2 separate regions of the Homo sapiens genome follow, and region 1 is linked to region 2. Evidence: chromatin loops called from intact Hi-C (ENCODE). Cell type or tissue: endothelial cell of umbilical vein. All regions are shown on one strand. Links, peaks and the distances in the headings refer to the core of each region. The heading gives the core; the rest is flanking DNA. Region 1 has its middle 55 kb from the start of ARHGEF3. Region 2 has its middle 15 kb from the start of ARHGEF3-AS1.

Region 1 (8,464 bases), core at 3,389-5,888, 68 kb after region 2:
TCAAACTCTCCAGTAACTTCCAGGGGCTTCCATGGGGTCTCTAAACTTGGATTGGAAAAAAAATTACATCTGTATTTTCACTAACCTCCAACTGAAATTTACATTTCCTTTCTATAAATGAGGACAAAAAACCACAGCAATATCAGCAGTTACTTGTGACTTTGTCACCAAAAGAACCCACTGTGATTTTCTCTTCACATTATACTGGTTACATATATCTCAGAATATTTTGTATGCCCATTTGATTGTAAAATGACAGTAGTGGTTAGATCTGCCACCATATCTGTTATTTAAACAGGCTAGACACAGTGGCTCACACTTTGGGAGGCTGAGGTGGAAGGACTGCTTGAGGCCAGGAGCTAGAGACCAGCCTGGGCAACATAGTAAGACCCCATCTCTACAAAAAAATTATAAAATCAGCTGGCCATGGTTGCACACACCTGTAGTCTCAGCACACTACTCAGGAAGCTAAGGCAGGAGGATCACGTGAGCCCAGGAATTTGAGGCTGCAGTGAGCCATGATCGTACCACTACACTCCATCCTGGGTGACAGAGTGAGACTCTGTCTCTAAAAAATAAAAATAAAAAATAAATATGAACAAAGAAGTTATTTAATAAATTAGATTTTTATGTTGCAAATTATATTTTATTTTTAATTAAATTGTTTGTTTATATTAATTTTTATCTATCTATCGATCTATCTATCTATCTATCTATCTATCTCTCTTGAGACCAGGTTATGAGACTGGCTAATTTTTGTATTTTTAATAGAGACAGGGTTTCGCCATGTTACCCAGGCTGGTCTGGAACTCCTGAGCTCAGGCAATCCACCCACCTCAGCCTCCCAAAATGCTGGGATTACAGGTGTGTGAACCATCATGCCCAGCTCAATGTAATGAGTTTTCTTAATCAGAAGTGTACCAACGGGGCTGGGTGTAGTGGCTCATGCCTGTAACCCCAGCACTTTGGGAGACCGAGGTGGGCAGATCCCTTGAGGTCAGGAGTTCGAGACCAGCCTGGCCAACATGGCAAAACCTGTCTCTAACTTAAAAAAAAAAAAAAAAATTAGCCTGGTGTGGTGGTTTGTGCCTGTAGTCCCAGCTACTCGGGAGGCTGAGATGGGAGAATCGCTTTAGCCTGGGAGGTGAAAGTTGCAGGGAGCCGAGATCTCTGCTCCACTGCACTCCAGCCTGGGTGACAGAGTGAGACCCTGTCTCAAAAAAAAAAAAGGTGTACCAAGGGGGTGGCAAGAGGGATGTGGGCTCAGTCTGCCCTGGATTTAGGCAACAAGGTGGTGTGCTTTTATTATTTAAAAACAATAATACAGGCTGAGCACGGTGGCTCCTGCCTGTGATCCCAGCACTTTGGGAGGCCGAGGTAGGCGGATCACGAGGTCAGGAGATCGAGACCATCCTGGCTAACACGGTGAAACCCTGTCTCTACTAAAAAAATACAAAAAATTAGCCGAGCCTGGTGGTGGGCGCCTGTAGTCCCAGCTACTCGGGAGGCTGAGGCAGGAGATTGGCGTGAACCCGGGAGGCAGAGCTTGCAGTGAGCCGAGATCACACCGCTACACTCCATCCGTCTCAAAAACAAAACAAAACAATAATACAGTCAACTTAAAGTCTATTCTTCTATGATCACTATAAGCTGGTAACTCTAAACAATGTCCATGATAAAAATACTCTTCCCTGGCGGGATAAATCACTCCCATAATCTCCCTGCCCCCACAGTCCCATCCTTGGTCTTTCATAATCCTACATTTTTTTGTTTTTGTCTTCGCCATTTAAAAACATTTTGCAAGCAGAGGTCCATAGGGTTCAGCAGGCTGCCTAGGAAGTATATAACACAGAAACAAGTAAGAATCCCTGACTTAAAATAAAATGTAGATCCACTTTCCTTGGCCTATAGGGCCCAAATGTCTAGGCTCCTGCCCACCTGCCAACCTCATTTCCCTCCACCCTCTCCATCTCTTGGCACCTTCTAATAAACCAGAATTTATTGATGCTACTGAAACATTCAAGGTTTATTCTTTCCTTTCTTATTCCCCCAGATATGACTCCCACCTTGTTCTGATCTCAGCTTTCAATGTCACCTCCTTGCAAAGGCCATTCCTGGTAACTCAATTTAAAGCAGGCCTTGCCCTCCCCGCAAGTGCTTTCTGTGCTGTTGTTACTATCTAAACCATCTGTTGTTCTTGTTGACTGTCTTCCTCCCCTCACCAGAAGGTAAACCCACAAGCACAGACAGGGACTGCCATTGTCAATTGTTATAATCTCTAGCATCTTGGCAGGCACTGGTAGGGGCTCAGTATCCTCAGAGCTGAGTTTGCTTCTCTTGAACTTTCTGTGGTAGCAGCCAGTTAATATATATTTAATTACTAGGCTTAAACCCATTAAAATTCCTACAAAACCTGGAAAAATGTACTCAGCTATAAAAATGCATGTGGATACAGTGAATGGATAGTGCAACCATTACAGTGAAGGAAAGAAGAAGCCTTTTTTTTTTTTTTTTTTTTTTTGAGACAGGGTCTTGCTCTGTTTCCCAGGCTGGAGTGCAGTGGTGCAAACATGGCTCACTGCAGCCTCCACCTCCCAGGCTCAAGCGATCCTCCTGCCTCAGCCTCCTGAGTAGCCGGGACTACAGACATGCACCACCATGCCTGGCTAATTTTTGTATTTTTTTATAGAGATGGGGTTCCACCATGTTGCCTAGGCTAGTCTTAAACTCCTGGGCTCAAGCAGTCTGCCACCTCAGCCTCCCAAAGTGCTACGATTACAGGCATGAGCTGCTAAACCAAGAAACTTTCAAAATGTAATTTGTAGGTCAGAAAAATGGTGCCAGAACTGGATGCAGTGGCTTGCATCTATAGTCCCAGCTATGCAAAGGCTAAAGCATAACTGGGCATAGCTTGAACCCAGGAGTTTGAGGCTGTAGTGTGCTACGATTGTGCCTGTGAATAGCCACTGCACTCCAGCCTGGGCAACATAGTAAGAGGCTGTTTCCTAAAAAAGAACCAAAGAGCAAAGAAACTTTTTAGAGAAAAGGAAAAGGAAATGGCACCAGATTCCCCCATCTCCCCGCTTCTTTGGTGTTATAGCCGTTTGGAGAAAGCAACAGGAATCCTGACTCACAGAGCCTTAGATAGAGATGCTTTGTATGTCACAGAATAAAAAGTACAGAGTTAGGTCAATCCCTGATTGACTGACTCAATTACTAAACTATCACCAAACACACAAGTCCTTTCCATCTCCTTAAACTCTTTGTGCTCTTCAGGCTGGTGTCCCTCATGGTTGCAAGATGGCTGCCAGTAGCCACTGGGTTGATATGTTTCCCTTTTCCAGCAAATAAGTTCTTCCCTTTAGTGTGATTGGGTACATTAGGTCACATGCTTGTCCCTGGGTCAATAATAGTCCCAGGAGGAATGCCATGAAGATTGACTCAGACTCTGCCTTGGGGATGAACGGGGTGAATAGTTGCGGAAAATAGGAGTTCCTTAAAGAGGGAGAAAGGGAAATCAACGTTAGGAAGGCAACCCACCGTGGCCACTGTAGATGTGGCTTGTTTTAAAATCAAATTTATTTTTGTTTTAATTTTGAGGAATAACCACTTAGAATAGCTTCTGATGGGAATGATCCTAATCTTTTTATTTTTTCAAATATGTAGGGCTTTTTTTCTTCTAGAAAAAAATTTTAAAAAATTATTGCCTTTATCTTGGCTTTGTTATCAGTCATGTGATCTGGCAGCTGAAGAAATATGGCCCATGGCTGCAGACTTGGATGCTTATATAACAGGCTTTGGTCTCCATAGTTAGTTTTAAATGGAGAGTGTGTGCCAGGGATTTGGAAAAGCTCTAATGTAAATTTTCAAAGAAATAACATTGCTTAGACCTTACTTAGATTATGAAGAGTAAGTTGGTTCATCTTGGGAGGCAGAGCAAAGCCTCTAAGCAAGCTCTGGAAAGCCTCTAGATTTTTTTTTTTTTAATTCCAGTTTTATTACAGCAGAAGTGTCAGCCACTATCTTGATGGATGCTATGAAGTTAAAAAAAAAAAACAAAAAACCTCTCAAGATGGAAAAGAATTTGGCTCACTTTAGGAAAATTCTAAAACAAGAGGTATAAGCAAATGAAGGGCTGTAGAAGGGCTGTAGCAGAGGAGGGAGGGCCCCAGAGACAGAGGTCAGGGAGAGGGGTTGGGACATGGTGGGTGGTGGGGAAGGGGGAGGGGGACCCAAGGAGAATCAAGCCATATCTGTAAAGAGGATCTGTATTCATGAATTACCGGTGTAATAAAACATAAATGAAAGACAGTGTCAGTTTATAAGCAATAAATAGACAAGTAAAATTGCAGTATTAGACTTGATGACATAAGAATCCTTCCATCCCATGTCAGCCCTTGAAAGCTCTGGAGTAAAAGGCTAGAGAAAGAGCCTGGATTTCCAAAAATGTTGACTCACTGTCCTTATAGACAGATACTAGACATAGATCATTTTCTTATTTTCTTTCTCTTTATCCTGTTCCTCTTATTATCCCTCCGCTTCCTTTTTATCCCCGAGTTACGTGTATTTTATGTGGCTTGGTATCTTCTGATGGCGACACCCCCCAGGACTGACTGGTTATGGACTCAGATTGTCCAGACCCCTACCAGACATCTCGTCCACCACTGGCCAGGCCCCTGGCCCCACATCTTCCTCCTCTGCGGCAGGGCCCCCTGCTGGTCTGCAGGCTCTCTGCTCCTTTGAGAGTAAAACAATGAAATGTCACAACCAGGAAAAGAAAAGAAGCCCTTTGAGCCAAGTAGTGGAATTGAAAAATGACACTTGTCTTTTCTGGGATATTGTTTTAGAAGTTAAATTTCCTTTCATTTTAGGGTTAAGCGTAAGTATTTGGAATGCCTTTTCTGACGGTAACTGTGTCATCATCATCTGTACATCTATGTCACAAATTTGGGAGAGCTGTGGTTCAGCATGACAGTTTTTCCTTCCACTTTAGTGTCGTAGTTGTATGTAGCAGTCATTTACAGGGGGTAGGAGAGTGGAGAAGGAGGGAAGACAGGCAGCCCAGAGTACTTTTTTTTTTTTTTTTGAGACAGTCTCACTCTTGCCCAGGCTGGAGTGCAGTGGCGTAATCTCGGCTCATTGCAACCTCTGCCCCCCAGGTTCAAGCGATTCTCCTGCCTCAGCCTCCCGAATAGCTGGGATTACAGGCACATGCCACCACGCCCAGCTAATTTTTGTATTTTTAGTAGAGAGGGGTTTTACCATGTTGGCCAGGCTGGTCTTGAACTCCTGACCTCAAGTGATCTGCCTGCCTCAACCTTCCAAAGTGCTAGGATTACAGGCAGGAACCACCACGCCCAGCCCAGACTACTTGTTTTTGCATCAGTAAAGGCCATTTATTGCTGCCAAATGAGTGTTTTGAAAAGAGTTAGCAAACGTGTATTTGAATTCCTGCTCTTCCACTTTTTAGATATGTGGTCTTGAGAAAAGACCTCCAGATAAAAATGGGAACAACAATAAATAGTGCTTGACAACCTTCAGTCTTTCCTATCTCAATAAAAACCCTTTGGTGACTGCAGGCACCCCTCCCTCCTGCCCCTCACCTCTCTCCCTCCTCTCCACCCACCTCAGCCTGGATTCCTCCTTTTCCCCTCCTCTGACCTTGTTATTGTACTCCATACTATTGTGTTGAATAAGTGACTCAACTGCCTTGGCCACCAGGTCTTGCCATGGCCATATCTAGTGACTTTTTCCACTCTGACCTCTGCCATGTGCTACATAAGATTGACTTTCTCTCTGTGACTGCACACTCTCCTGTTTACTGCTCACATTTCTGACCACTCCATCTTGGATTCCTTTGCAGTTACCCCTTCTTGTGTCCATCCCTTAATTGGGGGTGTCCCTCAGGGTCCTGACAGAGGCCTTTGGGATAGCTGCTTTTGAAGTTCTCCCCTAAACTTCTTACCTTTCCTACCTGCCCCCCAACCCCCCCACCCCTCTAGGTATTTGCATCCCCCCAAATAGTACCTATCTGTTGCCAAAGCCAGAAGCTGGGGTGGCATCATGGCCTCTTTCCTTTACCTTGTTTCCCACCAAATCTCAACCTGCCTGCCTTCTAAATATCTCCAGAGTCCTCCAGTTTTCTTCAGCCCAGTGACTCTACCTTTCAGAGGCTGCTTAGTCTTTGGCCTGCATTCCTGCTGCTAACTTGGAGATCTGCCTGCCTCCTTTCTGTCTCTCAAATCCATTCCCCACACTGAACCCGAGGCATCTTCCTAAAACACAAGTTGGGTTCCCGCTTCACCACTTTACATCCTTTGCTGCTTCTCCCTGTTTCCTTCAGAGAAAGCCTGAGGATAAATACTCCTCCTTAACGTGGCTTTGAGACCCAGCCCCTGCATGCTTGTGTCTTTCTCCATTGCACTGCTCCTTCTCCATATGCCAGCTAAACAGATCTGGGCTTCCTTGACATAGTCCTTTCTACCCTCTGGTCTTTCTGCCTGGAATCTTTCTTTTCTTTCCTTTGTCCTCACCCTTTTTGTGCCTAATTGTTTTTTTGTTTTGTTTTTTTAGATGGAGTCTCGCTCTGTCACCCAGGCTGGAGTGCAGTGGCGCCATCTCGGCTCACTGTAAGCTCTGCCTCTCGGGTTCACACCATTCTCCTGCCTCAGCCTCCCCAGTAGCTGGGACTGCAGGCGCCTGCCACCACACCCGGCTAGATTTTTCTATTTTTAGTAGAGACGGGGTTTCACCGTGTTAGCCAGGACAGTCTCAATCTCCTGACCTCGTGATCCACCCTCCTCGGCCTCCCAAAATGCTGGGATTACAGGCGTGAGCCACTACGCCTGGCCAATTGTCTTTCTATGTAACTTCTACTGAGAGCCCTCCCCTGACCCTCAAACAGAGGTGACCCCTCCGAAGGCTTCCATAGGAGCCCATGTTCTTACTTGGCGTGTAAGTGCCTGCAAAGCCTGGCATAACTCTTGGCATGTAGTATGTGCGTCACAAATACTCAACAAAGGAAGGGAAGGAATGAGCATCCATGGCTTGTGGAAGAGGTGTTATAAATTTTAAAGCATTCATTAATTTTGGTTCTTAACATTGAGCAACATAGTCTACAATAAAAATTGAGCCGGGCATGGTGACTCACACTTGTAATCCCAGCACTTTGGGAGACTAAGGCAGTCAGATCATCAGGTCAGGAGTTCGAGACCAGCCTGGCCAATACAGTGAAACCCCGTCTCTACTAAAAATACAAAAATTAGCCAGGCGTGGTGGCACATGCCTGTAATCCCAGCTACTTGGGAGGCTGAGGCAGGAGAATTGCTTGAACCCAGGAGACAGAGGTTGCAGTGAGCCGAGATGGTGCCATTGCACTCCAGGCTGGGGGACAAGAGCTAAACTCCATCTCAAAATAATAATAAAAATAATAAATAAAAATTGAGCAATAACTGTTGAGCAGCAAAGTAGCTCAGTTATATTTTTGAGTGTGGAAGATGTGAGCTTCCTTCTACACAATCTCTCGACCTTTTGGCTGGTAGACTTTTGGCTTGTCACCACCCCAGATTTTTCTTTAACAATGCATGTCCTCTGTTCTGTTACCTCTGTACCCCATGCTCAGGTACTACAGGAGGGTGCTGAATTGAAAGAAATAAGAAACACAGTTCATCATATGTATAGATTTCCATTTTTGGATCAAATTCAAAGTTTAAAAATCTGCTGTTCTTGGGAGGTCTTGTTTTCTTGAACACAAATGCCCCTGAATTTCAACTAGAGATTCTTGACTAAAGCACTTTCTGGCTATTTTTAGCCCTTACTTTTACTGTTTCTAAAATGCAATGCATGGTCTATACATCCATCGAGCAGACAAGGTTCCTTTTTGGAAGGAATAATTCTAGTGAGTCAAGGAAATGGTTGAGAGGATAGAGGGGACATGTCAGATCAGGGTTTGATGAATCAGCCAGCCCAGCCCGAAACTGAAAAGATTATCAGCTGCATATTTCACATTTTCTTCTCCAAGTTGACCATTAAGAATGGCATATTATACAATTGGGTTTTTTTACAGCATGTGAATCAACTTGTGACAATTCGGTAGGTTTTTTTTTTCTTTAATCCCATGAAACAAAAGAGAACTAGCTATGATTTTGGTCTGTAGAGATAAGGAGAAAGGATCATAGCTCTGTAGCTTTCTGCTGACGCATTAGAGAATTTGAAAAAACAGCAGTTTTGGTCTTTGGATGTGTGTGTGCACGTGTACACGCATGTGTGTGTAAGTGTGTCAGGCTGTACCTTCTGGGGACTGGTACTGCAATAGGGTCAGTGTGGTAGGTCCAGCAGTCCCCTTTTATCTGGTCTCTGACATCTCTGGGCTCTGATTCAATTCAAAGAAACTACAAAAGAACACTTACTCAGATTCTGCCTCCTGTGAGATGAAATCATCTAAGAAATCAAGAAAACGAAGGAA
Region 2 (8,464 bases), core at 3,339-5,838:
GAATTCAACCTCTCTGGGGCTTAAATCCCACTCAACCCTGGCTGTTTCTTGGCACAGTTTTTCCTTAGGTGGCAGTTCACTGGGGGGCAGAGGCACATTTTCCAAACCCTGCTGTGTCTCAGTTCATCTAATATGTCTTCATTTCAAGAGAGATTTGGGCAAAGGCTAAGCTGATTACAGGGCTCAAGTGGAGCCCTGAGCACATTTCAGATCTGGAATGCAAATTGTTGTCTGCAGTAATTGTAGTTTGCACCATGGCCCTACTCAGCCCCCATGGTCATTTTCCTGCTGCAAAATAAGCAGCTTTGTGCTTTCAAAGTGGGAGGTAATGAGGGGGAGAGGAGCACCTAAGGGACATTAAGGAGTGTTTTCAGAGCCTGTCTGCAAGCCTGAGTGGGAGCAGAACGGACCCAGATGTGTGTAGGGATGCTGCCACTGAAAAGCTCTGTGACCATGGGCCAGGAACCCAACCTCGCTGAGCCTCAATGTCTTCTAGTCCTTGCTTCAGAGGGTTGCTGTGGTGATAAGGTGGCAATGATGTGGCAGGACACTCAACATGGTGCCTGGTATATAGTAGATGCTCAACAAGGGGGAGTTTCTTTTCACTGCCTACAGGTGCCATAAGCTTTGGGGTCTGCAGTGGGGAAACACGTGCCCTTCTTAAAGGGTGATTCCAGCACACATGTTGGTTAATACTCTCCTGCTCTGAAGAGCTTTGGTGCATCCTTCTCATGCTGCATGTGTCTGCAGAATTGAGGGCTGGCTTAGAGTGCTGGCTTGGGGTAGATTTCCTGCATGTCAATCTAGCTGTGTGCTGTCTGGCAATTGCTTAACGTCTCTGAACCTCAGGTTTTCTCATTCATAAAATAGACATCATAATCATTTTTGATTCACAGGTTGTTAGAAATATTTATGTAAAAACAAATGTAAAATTGAGCACCAGTGCTTGACACAAACTGTGAAGGCAGTACTATTGTTATCCCCTTTGCAGAGATGAGGAAATCAAGGTTTTTGTTTGTTTGTTTGTTTGTTTTTTATGGGTCAAATGACTTTCCCAACTCTGCAGCTCATATGCGGTACCACCTGGACTCTGGCCTAGCAGATTGGCTCTGTGGTCCATGGTAGGTATCCCTGACATTGAACCTCCAGGTGGTTGGAAATACTGCACAAACACACTTTAGGTGCCTGATCCTGGGGCTCCCCTCCTCAGACCCCTCATTTTTGTTGAAAAATTCTTTGTTAAATTGGGTTAAAGCAGATCATAATAAAATCACTATTACCATATTATATAATGTTACATATCGTATATTTAAAATATAAGTTTATGTTATATATTATACTTTTATATAAGATTATTATATGTAGTATCAGCAACAGCTATTTACACAGATTTGCATTGCTATTGGAAATGCCCTAGCCATTGTCAGCACTTATAATTGCTTTTTGTTGTGCCACATGGGGGCTTATTATCCGTCATGTTGCTGCAAAATTACTTGTTTATCTTATAGTCTCTAGGAAACTGCAATTGTTACTTACTATGTGCCAGGCACTATGCTCAATGATACATATTTGACTTATTTGATTCTCACAAGAACTTTTTGCAGTGGGTCCTCTTACTGTTCCCATTTACCAGAGGAGGAAACAGAGGCACAGGGAAGTTAAGTAAATGATCAGGGGTCACGCATTAAGTGACAGCACTGGGATTTGAACCCAGGTTATCTGGCTTAGAACTCCTATTCCTCACTTCTGTGCTAAACTGCCTTCCTTTATTTCTGGTCTGTGTTCTGGTTGCTATGCCCTCACCACCCCGGCTGGCTTGGCATTTCCAGACCTCTGGGGCTGCACACTTAACACAGCATTCCCTGGGGCCTGTTACTAAGTATGAGTCCCTCTCAGCCTCAAAGGGTCATTCTGGGGACTCCTCCCACCCCTCCCGGGGTATTCATCCAACCCAGGAGGCTCTTTGTGGCTCAACCACACACATTCTTTTAAAAAATAAAAATCAGCTTTTCATTTTAATGATGACACAACCCAGAGGTGAGGTTCTTGTTATCACACTGGGGGAATCTGGGTGATTGGAGTTGTAAAATCAAGTAGCTGGGGAATTCCTTGTTTTCTCCATAAATTATCCATGTGAGAGCTCTGTGTAATTTCACATTACAGGAGGGAATGGCTGTGTTTAACTCCTTCTGTTGGAAGGGCAGACTTATTTCACTTCTTACTCAGCCAGGAGAGGGAGTTGGAAAGCATAGAAATGGAACTTCTTGTTATTACAATTCCTGGCTTTCAGCAAATATATTTATGTTTGTGTACTTTAAAAATACATAGGAAAAGCATCTGACTAGTACTGTATTCTATGGCCATGGCCACTGTTCTTGACAAAAAGAATTTCTATCTGGTCATGCAGCTGTTCTGGCTGAGAAACTTGCCCTGGTTCCCCATTTCCTGCAGGGTGGAGTTGGAACTCCTTCCTTGGCTCCAAGCATCTCATCCCTGGCCTTCGCATCCTGTCCCTTCCATAGACCCCTTGACTGTCTCCTCGCCTCCTGAATGAACTTTGCTGTTCCCACTTCTCACCTTTGCGCTGACCCCCCTCTCCTCAGCCTGGCAACTCCTATACATCACTGACAACCAGCTGGAATGGCACTGTCATTGGGGAGACCCTGAGAATGGTCCCTGGCTTCTTCCTCTGCAGCCTAGTGCTTCGAGGCTGTGGGAACCAGCAGGTTGAGCAGTGAGCATTGTGTACAGGTCTGCGTCTCCTCTGGCCTGTGAGCTTCTGAGGTATTTTTGCATGCCTGATGCTTTGAACACAGAGCTGGGCACATTTCTGTTGAACAAAGGAAGCTGGTCTCATCTTTACACATGTCAGTCTGCATTTCTTCCCCAAGAAGGGTTTTTGGGTGATGGGTAGAATACCAGGTGGGAGATTGGACCACCAGCCTCCAGGCTCCATGAGAGCCAGGCTGTCCTGTGGCTTTGGTGCCTGCACTGTGGCCAGTGTGTATTCAGTCACTGCCTGAATGAGTATTGTGGTAAGAACCTGTGCTGCAGGCCTAGACTCCAGTCCTTATTCCATTACTGCCAAGCTTGGCACATTGGACAACTTTTTTTAACCCTTCTGAGCCTCTTTCCTCATCTATAAACTAGGGATAATAAAAGTACTTATCTCATAGGGTGGTCATAGAATTAAATTAGCTTAGCCTACCATCTGACACATAGCAAGCCCCCAGTCAATGGTGGTTCGTATTGTTGTTAATAATGAAGTGGATTGGTTACAGGATGTGATAAGTAGTGGGAAGGAAATCAGTAGGGTATCATGATAGAGAATAACGATGGTGGGGTATAAGGCATGGTCCTATAGACAGCCTGGTCAGGGAAGCCTCCTGTGAGCTGAACTTGAGTGATGACACAGCTGAGTTAAGCAGAAAATGAATTTATTACAGTGTCTAGGGTAGCTCAGAGAATTTCGGAAGGACCAGGGAAACAGGGACAACTCCAAATTATACCACCAAACAGTTATTGTAAAGACACTATTGCTACCACTGCTGGGTAGGTGTAGACGCCATGGCTTGCACCACCAATGCTGGTTGTAGGCTGTGGCTACCCAGTCTACCCTTACTCTGCCTCTGCAAGCTGCCACCACCCTCGCAGAATGGGGTCTGCAGCGGCCCTGCCGCTTTGCATCCCAGCACATGATTGGCTGAGCCTGCTCATGTTCTCATGCTGTGGCTGCAAGGGAGGCTGGGAAGCAAGTGTATGGCACTCTCATCTCCTCTGGTAGAATGTGGGCTCTGGTTCCTGAGTTGGGGAATTCCCCAAAGCTAGCCAGGTAGGGGGTTCAGCTGCAGGAGACTCAAAGGGTGACCCTTATGTCAGAGGCATGTGAACAAGAGCAACTCCATCTTGAATAGGAGCTGGGTAGCATGAGGCTGAGACCTACTGGGCTGCATTCCCAGACAGTTAAGGCATTCTAAGTCACAAGATGAGATAGGAGGTCAGCACAAGATACAGGTCATAAAGACCTTGCTGATAAAACAGGTTGCAGTAAAGAATCTGGCTAAATCCCACCAAAACCAAGATGGCAACGAGAGTGACCTCTGGTCATTCTCACTGCTACACTCCCACCAGTGCCATGACAGTTTACAAACGCCTTGGCAACGTCAGGAAGTTACCCTATATGTTCTATAAAGGGGAGGCATGAATCATCCACCTCTTGTTTAACATATAATCAAGAAATAACTGTAAAAATGGGCAACCGTCTATGGAGTAGCCATTCTTTTATTCCTTTACTTTCCTAATAAACTTGCTTTCACTTTACTCTCTGGACTTGCCCTGAATTCTTTCTTGCATGAGATCCCAGAACCCTATCTTGGGGTCTGGATCAGGACCCCTTTCCTGTAACACAGAGACTCATGGAGTAAGGAACACGTAGTGTCGCTGGGCCTCAGCAGCTTTCATCTAATAGGCAGTGGTGCTTTAAGAAAGGCCTGACTGCTTTCCTCTTAGACAATGATTTTTTTAAAAAGAGTGCTGAATTTGGAAGCAACTAGTTCTCAATGTGATGAGAGGCTAGGAACTATTTTTTACACATCATTTAGTTTGTGCAGGTGTGGGGTAGCATGTTTCTCCCCTGTTTATCACAGACTTGCATTCCTGTTGGAAATGCCCTAGCCATTGTCAATGCTTATAATTGCTTCTTGTTACAGCCACGTGGGGCTTATTGTCCATGATTTTGTTGCAAAGTTTATTGTTTATCTTATACGGTCTCCAGGAAGCTGCATGCGGAAATCTCTCAGCCTTACCAGGAAGTCTGACTTAAAGGGACAGCCTCCAGGGCAGAGCCCTAACTGGGAGGAGGTGCTGAGCTTCCAACCAGGACCAGTTACCTTGGGTGAGAGTTGGAAGCCCTTTCCACCTGTCTCATTTGGTTTGCTATTTTCCAGTGTTTTGGTGATTCCTTTCTGATTCTGAATTAAGGGAGAAAAAGTGGCAATACCAATTCTTCATGTACACATGAACACACCCAAAACATAACAAAACAAAAAACCACTTTCACTGGTGTTTAGGCAGAATGAACACTCTGAGTCATGGGACACACATGCTTTTAAATCTCTTGGTTTCTTGGGGGTATTTTCATAAAAGTCTTGAACTTTCTAGATGGATACAGGGATTTCAGGGAAGTCAGCATTGTAAGATTAAAAAAATAAATATGACTTAAGTTTTAACTATGCTCTCATTTTTTTTCTCTATTGGAAGGAAGAAGGGAAATGGGAAACTGCTAGTTTCTATTACCTTTTTCTTAGATGCCCAGTTGACAGTCAAATCAGGATAGAAAAATCAAACTCTGGATTTCAGATTTGGTACTGCTTTTCAATTTGCTAGGAGGAAAATTTGAACCAGTTTCCATCGTTACACCAAAAAATTTCCTCTTCTGTTTGAAAAAAAATAAATTATTACTGTGCCTTTGTCTTTTAAAAAATATTTTATTATGGAAAAATTAAAACCTATACAAAAATAGAAACAATAGTATGATGGCCCAAAGTTCCCATCATCCATTGTTCTGCTTCTTTTTTTGAGACGGAGTCTTGCTCTGTTGCCCAGGCTGGAGTGGCACGATCTTGGCTCACTGCAACCTCTGCCTCCTGGGTTCAAGTGATTCTCCTGTCCCAGCTTCCCGAGTAGCTGGTATTATAGGCACACGCCACCATGCCCAACTAATTTATATATATATATATATATATATATATATATATATATATATATATATATATTTAGTAGAGATGGGGTTTTGCCATTTTGGCCAAGCTGGTCTTGAACTCCTGACCTCAGCTGATCCTTCCGCCTACGCTTCCCAAAGTGTTGGGATTACAGGCGTGAGCCACTGCACCCAGGCTGTTCTGCTTTTAAATACATATGTCAGTTAGTATCCTACCATCCTCCCTGCAACCTGCTAGGGATAAAGGAGTCATTCCTGTTTTACAGATAAGGAAACTAAAGATCAAGGAAATTAAGAGTGACTTACCAGGTCATTCAACTAGTAAATGGCAGAGCCAAAAATCACAGAGCCCAAATATTAATTTATTGTTAACTATTCCAGCCAGATGGTTTTTCCCAGAAATTATCCCTAAAGAGTTATCTGAAGTCAAAATAATGGTGAGAAACTTTTTAATAAGAATGATTCTTGCTTTTGTTATATATTTTTAACTTGGAAATTCGGTGTGTCAAGCATTGTTTTTTGATCTAGGCAGATTACTTTTAAAAATCCTCCTGAGTATTCATGTAAGTGTCAGAAATACCCCTCCCTCCCACCCCCATATTCAGATTTTCCACTTCCAACCAACTTTGACAGTGCAATGCCAAATAGTAAGTCTCATTTCCAAGTAAGGAAGCCCTTTGGCTGATAGATATCAGCTAATCAGTTTTTAAACTTTTTTTTCTTCCTAAAAATTGTGCAGAGGTCAGTAACCCACAGACAGGAGTTTCACTTTTAACTGACAGTGTAAGGAAGGAGACTTGACAGTTTCTTGAAAAAGCTGCACCCAGGGTGTTTATGTTTCTAAGAAATAAACTGGATGAGCTTATTTGCAAGCGGCCCCTGTGTGCTTCATGCAGAAATTCTTCAGGTGGCCCTTGCTTCTTGTGTTAGTCAAGGAGGCAGAACCGCAGCGGCCAGGCCGGTGGCTGCTTCACAGCATACATCAGCTTTCCTTTTTTTTTTTTGCATTCACTTTTAAAAATAGCTGCCCATGTATCAGTTGCCAAAATAATGTGAGGAATCTGGTTATAAAAGTTCAGATTTGTTTAGAGAGAATAAAGACAGAGCTCAGGCGATTGCTTGTAACAAAACCAGTAAGATAAGCACTCAAGATTAGCCATGACTAGCAATCGTTGAGACTTCCATGTTCCAGCATCATTTATTTTTAGTTCCTGTGTTGAAACCATAGATGAAGACTTTTCTATTTATTCATTCTTGACCTTGAGCAGCCAGGTCTGCTCCCACATTCTTCTCATCATTTTATAATCTTGTTGAGCTGGGATACTAAGCAGGGCTCTCCAAGAGCATCAACATTTTCAAATGTTCACAGTCTCTTGAGTTGAACCACCTTGAGTCCAATAGGCCTTGGCCTGGGAAAGTGTCTGGACACCGCTGCTCCATTTGTCTAGAGTTCATGGTGAAGCAGGCAGAGGAATTGTTCAGGTTTTACTTGGATTAACCACCCTTCCAGCTTTGAGGAGTAGATAAAGACATTCAATAAAAGTGCATGACTGTGAGCAACTCTCAGGCTCTAATTTGATATTCTTTTTATTTCTCACTGGCTTGCTGTGCTTTATGCCTCCCTGATAACCTAGTAACACCCAAATTTTGTTTTTCCTTAGTGTTACCTGAATTTGTTTTTGAATTTTTGTTTTTCCTTAGTCTTACCTAAATTTGACAACAGTCTTAGAAACCTAAGATCTGAGAACTAATAATCTTATGATGTTGGAACCTTGGGTAAGCCAGTGTGCAATATATTATTTTAATTTGGTCACGGCTACCATCCCATTTGAGATTTTTTCCAACCTTTTTTTTTTTGGTCTTTTTTTTTTTCTTTTTATGGAGAATAGGGTCTCACCATGTTGTCCAGGCAGGTCTTGAACTCCCGGGCTCAAGCCATCCTCATGTCTCTGCCTCCCTAACCACTGGGATTACAGGTGTGAGCCACTGCACTGGCCCATGAGTTTTTTTTTTTTTTTTTTTTTTTGAGATGGAGTCTCGCTCTGTCACCCAGGCTGGAGTGCAGTGGTGCAATCTCGGCTCACTGCAAGCTCCGCCTCCCAGGTTCACATCATTCTCCTGCCTCAGCCTCCTGAGTAGCTGGGACTACAGGTGCCCGCCACCACGCCTGGCTAATTTTTTTTTGTATTTTTAGTAGAGACAGGGTTTCACCACGTTAGCCAGGATGATCTTGATCTCCTGACCTCGTGATCTGCCCGCCTCGGCCTCCCAAAGTGCTGGGATTACAGGCATGAGCCATCGTGCCCGGCCTTGGCCATGAGATTTTTTTACTACCTATTTTTAAATTCAGTTTGTGGAATTTTAAAATTTGAAGTATCAAATGGGGTATGTTTAAAGACCTTGAAATTCCCTTTCCAACTGTAAGATTTTGTGACATTTCTGGCTTGTTAAGTACAAATAAGAAAGACATTAAGGAACCAGGATAAAGTTCAAATGGAAAGAATCATCGTTGCTTGCCAACTTTTAATGAAGAAGTAATTCTGCTAAAATCTAAATATTTTATTTTATGTAAATGAAATTCTCACAACCCTGACGAGTATGTTCCTTATAATATCTTTGGTAAGGAAATTGCTTGGAACTTCTCAACAGAAAATACCCTCAGATATATCGAACAAGAACACAGGAAACATGGTTCTGGTTCTAGTGATACCATGACACTTTTGGTGACACCTTAGTTAGGTCCCA

The links. Hi-C counts contacts between places; a loop is a spot of excess contacts. Peaks named below come from ENCODE experiments on the same cell type or tissue, not always from the same donor. Only the 100,000 strongest peaks of a DNase experiment are listed, where the experiment ranks them.
Region 1: it touches region 2 in a loop (8-fold over the local background); 10 of 110 quality-filtered maps call a loop at or near these places.

The regions. Positions count from the first base shown.
Region 1 is chr3:56,852,301-56,860,764 of GRCh38, reverse strand. It overlaps a transcript of ARHGEF3 not described here. Among named protein-coding and RNA genes, the nearest start is that of ARHGEF3, 55 kb to the right of the region's middle. RefSeq lists an enhancer at 7,557-8,464. In endothelial cell of umbilical vein, for the core only: a CTCF peak has its summit at 4,709 (motif pointing left); a DNase peak (open chromatin) is centred at 4,724.
Region 2 is chr3:56,920,336-56,928,799 of GRCh38, reverse strand. It overlaps a transcript of ARHGEF3 not described here. Among named protein-coding and RNA genes, the nearest start is that of ARHGEF3-AS1, 15 kb to the left of the region's middle. In endothelial cell of umbilical vein, for the core only: no CTCF peak of the experiment used is centred there; a DNase peak (open chromatin) is centred at 4,729; H3K27ac peaks cover 2,389 bases.